3 separate regions of the Homo sapiens genome follow, and regions 1 and 3 are each linked to region 2. Evidence: chromatin contacts called from ENCODE Hi-C or POLR2A ChIA-PET data. All regions are on one chromosome and are shown on one strand. Each heading gives the region's core, a stretch centred on a gene start or an enhancer-like site at or near the end of the contact. The rest is flanking DNA. Distances are from core to core; before and after follow the strand shown.

The links. Hi-C counts contacts between places; a loop is a spot of excess contacts on that map. ChIA-PET counts read pairs that join two places held with the same protein, here RNA polymerase II (POLR2A). Pooled maps may share reads with other maps.
Region 1: a pooled map shows a loop between it and region 2 (2.2-fold over the local background). The contact joins two enhancer-like sites. A Hi-C loop is called at or near these places in 9 of 50 pooled maps. POLR2A ChIA-PET finds 5 or more read pairs at or near these places in 2 of 52 experiments (OCI-LY7 and activated CD4-positive, alpha-beta T cell).
Region 3: a pooled map shows a loop between it and region 2 (2.5-fold over the local background). The contact joins two enhancer-like sites. A Hi-C loop is called at or near these places in 1 of 37 single-sample maps with no recorded cell type and 6 of 50 pooled maps. POLR2A ChIA-PET finds 5 or more read pairs at or near these places in 9 of 52 experiments (GM10248, K562, T-cell and 5 more).

What each region holds. Positions count from the first base shown.
Region 1 is chr6:16,539,683-16,543,018 of GRCh38, reverse strand. The region is part of intron 4 of ATXN1 (ataxin 1); the gene reads left to right. Among named protein-coding and RNA genes, the nearest start is that of ATXN1-AS1, 220 kb to the left of the region's middle. Within about 2 kb of position 1,463, at least 8 of the 41 ENCODE cell types and tissues checked have a DNase peak (open chromatin) inside an H3K27ac peak, as active enhancers do.
Region 2 is chr6:16,471,465-16,474,855 of GRCh38, reverse strand. All of the region lies in intron 6 of ATXN1 (ataxin 1), which reads left to right. Among named protein-coding and RNA genes, the nearest start is that of GMPR, 230 kb to the right of the region's middle. RefSeq lists an enhancer at 1,601-1,680. Within about 2 kb of position 1,560, at least 3 of the 41 ENCODE cell types and tissues checked have a DNase peak (open chromatin) inside an H3K27ac peak, as active enhancers do.
Region 3 is chr6:16,389,880-16,393,015 of GRCh38, reverse strand. All of the region lies in intron 6 of ATXN1 (ataxin 1), which reads left to right. Among named protein-coding and RNA genes, the nearest start is that of GMPR, 150 kb to the right of the region's middle. Within about 2 kb of position 1,300, at least 5 of the 41 ENCODE cell types and tissues checked have a DNase peak (open chromatin) inside an H3K27ac peak, as active enhancers do.

The sequences.
Region 1 (3,336 bases), core at 214-2,713, 68 kb before region 2:
CCCCCACCCCCCATCTTCGGTGTCATTTTCTGCTGTTTCAATTACCCACAGTCAAGCGTGGTACAAAAACAGGTGAGTGCCATGCAATAAGATATTTTGAGAGAGAGAGAGAGACACCACATTCACATAACTTTTAGTACAGTATAATGTTATGATTGTTCTATTTTATTATTAGTTTTTGTTGTTAATCTCTTACTGTGACTTATTTATAAATTAAACTCTATCATGGGTGTATATGTATAGGAAAAAACATAGTAGATATACATAAAGGTACTATTCATGGTTTTAGGCGTCCACTGGGGTCTTGGAACAGATCCTCCATGGATGGGAGGACAACTGTCTTTTGAATGTGTCAGACACAATTGTGGCATTTCTTAGTGTCTTTTTCCTACTCGTTAGTTGTATTTGGCTGCTGCAAACACCTTGGGCTCCCAAGTAGTTGGGAATGTGGAAAGCTACATACTTTCCCTCTAGAGAGAGCCCCAGTGTGAAAAACTAAGATAGCCGTGTGTTTGCTGATCCTTGGGACGAGCCAGGGAAGGGCTCCGGGAGCACTGTGTGAATTAAGGCTGTCAAGACCAAAGTAACATAGGAGGGAGAAGATGAAAATGCAGCAGCACGTCTCTTAATGTGATCGTTTCTCTTTCCCCTTACTGAAGCATAGTGCTCTCTGCTATTTGAAGAGCGCAATTTAGATTTATATTAAGGAATGAATAAATAGGATGCGGTGATGAAATCTCATCTGGAGTGAATGCAGATTGTGGATGCTAATGACCGTGTGGCTGTGCAGAGAACCCATTGGAAGCCTGGGCGCTTCTCCCTCCTCTGTTCACCCACTAGGCACTCAAGAGCAACTCAGGCAGTGGGGAAAAGGTTATCTTTTTTTAATGTCTCTCAGTGTTGCATCTTGCCTTATAGCGCCTTAAAGCACTTGACAAGCCTTCAAGTAATTCTTGGTGGTGGCGTTTTCCCCCAGAAGGCCTTAAGAGATGGTTTTAATAGATACACCTATCAATTTATTCCCAACTTGAGCATTTTGCTGTCTTGCATCATTTGACATCACCAGAAAGTCCTTTGGTTACTTCTGTAGTTCACATTGTACTTTCTGTCCTTTGAGTTTTGGGTGCTCAGGGGCAAGATGTCAGAAATCCTGAGTTTTAGTTGTGCCACTGCGTAGCTTTGACCAAGTCACTTTACGTTAGCAGGATACAATTTCCGTGTTCATTAAATGAGGAGACTGGACTGAAAGCTCTTAGAGGCCTCCTCTAGCTCAGACGTTCTGTAACACTCAGGGCTTTCTGCCTCCTCTGATTTGGCGGTGTCAGGATACAGGTCCAAGTGCGGCACTGTGCCTTGCAAAATTGCTCTCTCTCCCTGGCCAGCTTTTCCACCACTGTGGAATGAAGTCTGCCGCCTGGAAGAATCCCAGATTTCTCAAAGGCGTCCAGTTCTAGGGAGCAGCGTGCAAAGCCCTTGAGCACACTTTGACTTCTTCTGCCCTGGCTGGTGATGAAAAACCAGGTCACCAGAGGTTGCCCTGTTTCCAGTGATCAGCCCTCGGGACTGAAAAAGGAACAAATACAGAAGAGCTCCAAAGAAAGAAACAGAAAGAGACGCTCAAGCTGGGAAGCTAAGAACAGGTCCCTCTGCTGGGGTGGAAGGAGAAAGAATCTTAATCCTCTGCCTTCCCCCATGGGTCAGAGTCGTAAATGGGTGAGACTTGAAGGTGTGGTTGGTCACCCTCTCTCAAAGTTTCAGGGCTGGGTCAGGTGTCCTAGTAGTGTTGCGTGGTGCAGTAGTGAGTCCCCAGCCTGCATTCTGCAAAGCCCCAGAGGCTCCCCATAAACTTTGAGGCTGTGGGCTGCCCTCAGCCTCTATTGACCGGGGCAGCGGGGCAGCTTCTCCTTCAGCTCTGTGATATTCTGAGGCTATGTAAAATAGTTTTCTTAGAAAGGTCCTGTGGTTAAAAAAAATTTTTTTTAAACCACTGGTTTAGTTACGATGAGCTCATATTCAAAGCAATATGACCTTAGACAAGTCATTTGATTTTCCCAAACCTCATTTTCCTTATTTCAAAACAAGTTTAGTCATATATTCTCAGCCTGTCTCCCACAGCAATTTAAGGATTAATTAGAGTCAGTTATTCATACCTTCACTCTATGAACACGGTATTGAACACCTTTCAGTAGAAGGCTCTGTTGGGAGAGGAACTCATAAGTAAATACATGAGACAGCCATTCCAAGCAGAGGGAAAAAGCATGTGCAAATATTTTGTAAACTGTAAAACACAACACAAACCTAACATTATGTAATATTGCTGTTCTTAACCAGGCAGTTTAATATAGTGACTCTAGAGCCTAACTCCTTGGCTTTGAATCCCAACTGCAGCCATTTATCAGTGTGACTTCAGGCACTTTACCTACCCTCTTGTGCCTCAGTACTCCAATCTGTACAATGGGAATAATAATAGAACTCATCTCACTGGGCTGTTGGGAGAGCTGAATCAGTTCCGGGCGCAGTGGCTCATGCCTGTAATCCCAGCACTCTGGGAGGCTGAGGTGGGTGGATCACCTGAGGTCAGGAGTTCGAGACCATCCTGGCCAACATGGTGAAACCCGTCTCTACTAAAAATATAAAAAATTAGCCAGGCGTGGTGGCACGCGCCTGTAGTCCCAGCTACTTGGGAGGCTGAGGCAGGGGAATCACTTGAACCCAGGAGGCGGAGGTTGCATTGAGCCGAGATCATGCTACTGCACTCCAGCCTGGTGACAGAACAAGATTCCGTCTCCAAAAATAATTATAATAATAATTAAGAGACTGACACAGAGTAAGCACTCTATAATGTTTATTATTGGTGATTTCACCAATGCACTGTGAAATTCTGTTTCTTGATTCTCAGCATTGCAGTCCCCTGTCATTGCACTTCCAGTTTTCTCTTCCCCAGAAGATGCATCCCGTGTTCGAGCGGAAAGGCAAGGGAAACATCATGTCAAGAAAAGAGTTCCGAACAGTACTCTGTTTCTGTGGCATGGATCCTCTTTCCTCTCCTTTTCTCCTTTTTTTGAGGTTGGATTGGCACTCCTCTCAGACTTAAACAAAGGCTTTGCTTTGCAGAGAGGATCTTTCTGCCTTCGGTGTGTCATCTGCCTCTAAGGGTGTAATTTGTTTCTGATGCATGCAGGGTGCCCCCTTGAGAAGGCTTTGTTGATGTTGTGCAGAGGTGTCCTGTATTGATCGGTGATAGAACTGTTCTATAGTGGGTGAATGAGGTAATTGTCATCAGGTTACTCTAGTCGGTGACCTTGAGGCTGATCCGATGACTAAGCCACAGAGGTG
Region 2 (3,391 bases), core at 311-2,810:
GTGTGTGTGTGTGTGTGTGTATGCACACACATATGCTACAGGCTAGGCACCTACAGTAGTTAAAGGAGCTTTCAGTCACTGGGGAAAGAAATGAGAAAACAGGCAATTCCTTTACACCATGACCAGCTCTCTCCTAATGGTACCCACAGGTTGCCATGGATGCAGACCAGCATGGCATCTTCTGGGATCAGGGAAGCTTTCATCCTCAGACTTGAATGAGGAGTAGATGTTAACCAGAAAACAAAGTGGATGTATCAGTTAGCATATACTGTGTAACAAGCCATCCCAACAGTTAAGGGCCAAGACCACAATCTTATGATTGTGGGTCACCTGGACTATTTTAGTCTGGGCCAGCTTGGCTGGGACTGGTTAATCCAGCATGGTCTCACTCACATAGCTACTAGAAGGCTGGTTTGCCTGAGAGATGGGTGATCTTCAGCTGGGACAGCTTGTCTCTGCTTCAGGTGGCCTCTCATCCTCCAGTAGACTAGTCTGAGCTTCTTCACTTTGCAGGCTAAGGGTTCCCAAAAGCAGCAAGAAAGGGCAAGCCCCAGTGCATGAGTGCTTTTCAAGCTCTGCTTCAAGATGCTTGCTAATTTCCCTTTAACCAAAGCAAATTACTTAATTTGTTCAGTTCAAAGGATGGGGAAACTCCAGCTCTAGTCACATGAGGACAACATGAGCAAAGCTCAAAGGTAAGAGAGAACATGGCATGTTGGAAGACAGCAAGTAGTTTGGAGTGGCTGGAGTCAGGCATATGTGAAGTCTCATGAAGAAAAAGCCAGATCATAAAGTGTCTTTTCAGTAAGTTCTGCTGAGGAGTTTAGAGTTTATCTTGAAGACAGGGGAGTGGTCATTGAAAGAGTTTAAGCAGGATGTTGACATGATCAATGAGATGTGTAGAGACATGGTTAGGTGGTAGAAGCCTAAAAACACTCGTTAGCCTAGACAATTCAGGAAGTTTCCAAAGAGATGACCCAGGGATAGCATAGGAGAAGATGGAAGGACTTGACTGAGAGGTGGCTCAAAGCTGACGTGTACTTTCAGAACAATGTGACCAGAAAAGAGGTTGGAGGCCCTTCAAGGTAGAGCAGAAAAGACAGAGGCTCAGGTCATCAGCAATATCCGTATGAATCTGGTGGGAGAACTCCACCAGTGTTCCTCACCTCGCTCCTTTGTGGGATCCTGCCAGACTCCAATGTCCTTGGGTTCTAAATAAACACCTACCAAGGGGCTGAGTCAAAGAGATTCCAGTCTCTGGAAGTGTCTTCTTGTCATTGTCATCACCCAGCCAAAGACTCTTTTCCTTCCAACATGTTTTTCCCTTTGACCTCAAAATAAACAATGTGTTCTAAAGGCTCTGGGGCACTCTCAAAATGCTTCTCTGACCTCGGATAGGACCATGCTTACCCATTAATTTCCAGATCTGACCTTTTCACTACACCTTTAAGCATAACTCTTTCAAAAGGCAAAAATAGAAATGACTGTTTCATTTCACCAAATTCAAGTCGCCAAGAGTGAGAACGTGTGGTTTTCACCGGTACGTTTGGGGACCAGTTTGTTGTCACTGAAACTGCCTGATATCGGGTCGGAGTGGCTGGGTATTTTTCAGTCCTTGGGGTTATAACTCAAATGTTGGAAGTGGTATCTTTTATAGGTAAAATTGAGGGAGGGGAGCATCAAAATGTGTGCGATGCAGATAATAATTTGCCAAGTTTTCTAATTTTTTTCATTAAAAAAGAACATACAGAAGAGTCTACAAGTAGGGCAGGCAGCCTTCATTCCTATGCTCTTTTCCTTGAGGGACACCTTCCCTAACCAAATAATTGAAAATAAATGGGAATTGTGGGAACAGAGGAAGACAAGAAGGAAAACTAAAAACCCAGGACCTAATCTTCCAGGGGCAGGCAGGCCACTTTTGTAGCTCAGATTCTGACCTTTTCTCCAATCAAAGAGTTCGAACAGACTGACTGATTGGAGTGCTCTGTCAGCATTAAACTCAATGCAGGGTTCTGCTCTGGCACCTTTAGGGGTGGTGGTTTAGACCCTCTGCGTGCCATGTCTTATCACCAGCACTGCTAACTGAATGGGATGCATTTTCAAAGACAGGAGAGGGTTTGAAAAACCCCAGGGCATGCTCGGAGCCTGCAGGCATTTGTTTGCTGCTGAGAACCATGGCAAGCATTTTTGACATTTTTATCAGAGTCTTAGTTAAACAATTATGTGGAGGACTGATAAAGAAGTGTGTGATAGGAGACTTCATAATTTAAAGTGCCCAAATTTGGTGAGCTTTATACTCATGTGAAATGGAAATGAAAACATGGCATGTTTTGGAATTCCTGATTCTGCTTATTTGCTTTAATAGCAGATCATTGCATAAACACTGACTCATTGCATTCTATACTGAAAGGAAGATATGGTTTGCTGTGTTCAATCTGGTCTGGCTTCCAGAACACAGTATAGAACAAGTGCCAGAAGAAGGGATGAGCTCAGCTTTATAGGTGACTGGAGAGATACCCAATTCCATGTTTTGTGCTGTACAAACACATGACCTTACATGAAGTTTTGCATAAAATATTGAAACAATACATTTCTCTTTATAAATATGTATGTAATCTGTTCTAGAGTGTATGGAGTAGACAGTAAAAAAAAATAGAATCTTCTTATTTTTGGAAGTGGGGTGAAGACGCAGGTGTGCATATGCTGCCACCTGCGTGTTATTTCACTGAGTTTTGTCAGGTTCTTTTCTTACTCATCTGCACTTTGTATGTTACCTTAAGCGCTGTAACCATTCTAAGCTGCCAGGGACATGGGTATGCAATCAAAGTCAACACTGTGATTAAAACCACCTCCTGTTGTTTACCTTTTTAGAAATTTTAATAATACAGTCAAGTCTGAAAGAGCAGAACTTTTCTCAAAGCTACACACTTGGTTGCCTCTTCTTGATTAATGCATGGGGGTGGTCACTGTAACCTAAGGTCTGACAGATGGTGCGGAGATTGATGAAGTTAAGGCCTGTTAGGTATTCCGAGTGTCTTATAAAGAAAAATAGGCTACCTTAATTCAAATTGTTGTTGCTCTTCCAACCTTCTCTTATGTAAACTCCCTGTATATTACAATGACAGACTCTCTCTCTTTCTGTCTCACACACACACACACACACACACGCATGCATGCACACATACGCACACTCCTGACATGCTCTACTGAAAGCTGCCCAGCTACAGAGAGGTGCGAATCTAATCCAGGGCACATGGCTGCTTTGCATTTCACTGGCTGTCTAGTGTCACTCTATGATATAGGCATAAGGTCATGACTGTGAGCTATCATTGTCACTTATCTTAATATTAAAACCCCTCTGATCCAATCTGTCTGCCTTATCTATTACATC
Region 3 (3,136 bases), core at 51-2,550, 82 kb after region 2:
GTGTGTTTACATTAAGGGGAGCCATGTGACCTCTTATGAGAGTTACTGTCAAATTTCAAGTGCATGGGCATTGCCTGGAGGACTTGTTCAAACACAGATTGCTGGAAAGCCCAAGAATTTGCATTTGTAACAAGTTTACAGGTGATCATGATGCCGCTTTCCCTGGGTGACTCACTTTGAGAACCACTGTCTTGTGAGTTTAGAGATAAAGAATGGTTGAGGTCGTGTGCGATGGCTCATGCCTCTAGTCCTAGCACTTTGGGAGGCCAAAGCGGGTGGATCACCTGAGGTCAGGAGTTCGAGACCAGCCTGCCTAACATGATGAAACCCTGTCTCTACTAAAAATACAAAAATTAGCCAGGTGTGGTGGCGGGCGCCTGTAATCCCAGCTACTCAGGAGGCTGAGGCAGGAGAATCGCTTGAACCTAGAAGGCGGAGGTTGCAGGGAGCCAAGATTACACCGCTTCACTCCAACCTGGGCTATAGAGCAAAACTCCATCTCAAAAAAAAAAAAGAATGGGTTGGAAAAAATGTCTGCACATCAGTAAGCACAAAATAACCATTGATAAATAGCATTACAAGCATCCAGGATCCTAACAGGAGGGGAGAAAATCAGGCCACTTTAGAAACACTTTTATGACTGGCAGTTATCCAGTTTGCTACTAAGGTCAGGTCTAAAAGATTGTTAAGACTAGCCTGTTTCTGTATCCATGGGTATCAGCTGGGGAAGCCAAGTTCTGTCTTTGTGCTTGGCAGCCCTCCCCAATGCCATGTCTCTGCTGATGACATTGGAATTTCCTCCAAATTAAACAGCCTGACAGCAGCCATCTGTAAAGAAGGCAGCAAGGTTACGAGTGATCACTGGCTAGTGCCATTTCTGCTGCCAACCAGGCAGGCAAAGCTTCTGGCATGTTCTTGACCACCTCTGAGAAGAGTTGATGTTTCCTTTGGGGTATCATAGAGTTTCTGCCACCCAGCTCTGTTTCTCTGCCTCCTGGTGCCTGCCCCTAATTATTGCATAGTTGTCACTGATCCTGGTAACCTGACTGCTGGATTTTTGCTCCAGAAACCTACAGTAAAGGAGACCGTAGGCCACCAGAAGCCAGGAGGAAACATCAGGCTGCAGTCAAGGGCACTGCCTTCTCCCCTCCAGGCTGCTGGGCTTTGAGGGCAGAGAAATAAAAAGACTGAAAGGGATTAGAGGCCTGGAGTCCACAACAAAGCCCTGTAGTCATCCACCACCTTGCACAGCCTCTTCCTGCCATGCTTACAGGTGAAAAGTCTAGTTCATAGGACACATTGCTTTTCCAGAACCTTCCGCTGCCTTCCAGAGCCAGCATTCTTCCTGAAAACTCTCTCTTGCCAGTTGTTTGCCTTCAGAGTTACAGTTTAAAAACCAACACTTAAACTGATATCCTCTGAAGAAAAAAACAGATAACAAATTCATGAATCATAGTTATACTTAAATTTCCTCCGTCACAGAGAAACATGTTATTTTTAGAAAGTGGATCCCAAACCTAACTGATCAGAATCCCTTGGGGGAAATGTTTTTAAAAAATACCATTACCTGTGCACTGGCCCAGAAAATCCAGGGCCATTAGAGACTGCAAATGTCTGAGAATCTGTGTTTCCTAAAAGGCACAATGGTGATTCTGATGGGCAGCCATGTTTGAGAACCTCTGATTGAATTGTGCACAATTTTGATGGTGCTGCTGTTGCATTATAGGTAATTCAAAGAAGAGCTTCTTTTTTTTAAAAAAAAATAGTAATCTATAAATATAATAGTTTTCATCTGAATAGTGTTTTCTTGTTTTCAGAAGACCTTCATAACTTTTTTTTTTTTTTTTTTTTTTTGAGATGGAGTCTTGCTGTGTCACCCAGGCTGGAGTGCAGTGACGCAATCTCGGCTCACTGCAACCTCCGCCTCCCAGGTTCATGTGATTCTCCTGCCTCAGCCTCCTGATTAGCTGGGATTACAGACGTGTGCTCCTACGCCCAGCTAATTTTTTATATTTTTAGTAGAGATGGGGTTTATCCATGTTGTCCAGGCTGATCTCAAACTCCCAACCTCAGATGGTTCACCTGCCTCGGCCTCCCAAAGTGGTGGGATTACAGGCGTGAGCCACCACGCCTGGCCATAACTATTATCTTTGACAATTTTCCTGGGAGGTGGATGACAGGACCTGTTACTGACGCCAGTTTACATCTGAGATGCTGCAGTGGAGAGGAATTGGAACTAGAACCGACACTTACGGCTTCTTGTCTGGTGTACTCTCTGCTGTTCCATCTTCATTGCTTGTGTGCATGCGTGTGTGTGTGTGTGTGTGTGTGTGTGATGTGTTTATTTGACTCCTTGAATCTATGTTGTCTTGTTTTTCGTAAATGGATTAACGCCACTACCACGGATCATCAGGGAGATATGACGCTAGAGATAGATAAGCCAAATGGAGGTAGAAAATCCAAACTGAAAACAGGGAGAGAAGCTAAGATAGACCCAAGGAGTCTAACAACCCAAGTTCTAAACTAGAGAGAAGGCCACTGTTCATCTATTTCAGGGATGGGCAGTTATGGAAATAGTATGAACTCAGGCATCCCAAAGGCAGTGCAGTGTATGAGAGAAAGATGCTTGCATGCATACTCCCAGCAAAGCTCTCAGTGGGGCCCAAGATGCAGGGCATGGAGGGTAATAAAGATTAGCCAGGAAGGTGATAGGACAACAGATACTGAAAACATGGCAATGAAAAAACATCAGCATTCAGAGGTGAGAATTACCATTGCCAGAAGTTCTTGGGAAGTAAAACAAGTACAGAGCTATGGGTCAAGGATCTCACAGTTAGAGTACTAGTAGCAGTAGGGTGGACTTGAGTCTGTAGTTTGGGACCAGCTGCTAACTTAAAGCCTGGGAAGCTCGTGTTAGCCAGACATTACAGATACTTTTTATGTCACCTTGAACAAGCTTCACTATCCTTATATTTAAAATAAGGAGTAGGCCTATTAATAATCTGTATGTATTTCTTGCAGTAAGGAAATCTAATTTTGGGAAATGAATAGCAAGAACATAGCTTGGTGCAGTGAGTCAGTGAGAGGATTTACAAAAGGTGAACGTACACAGGACTCTTAATACTGATCCTGGGCT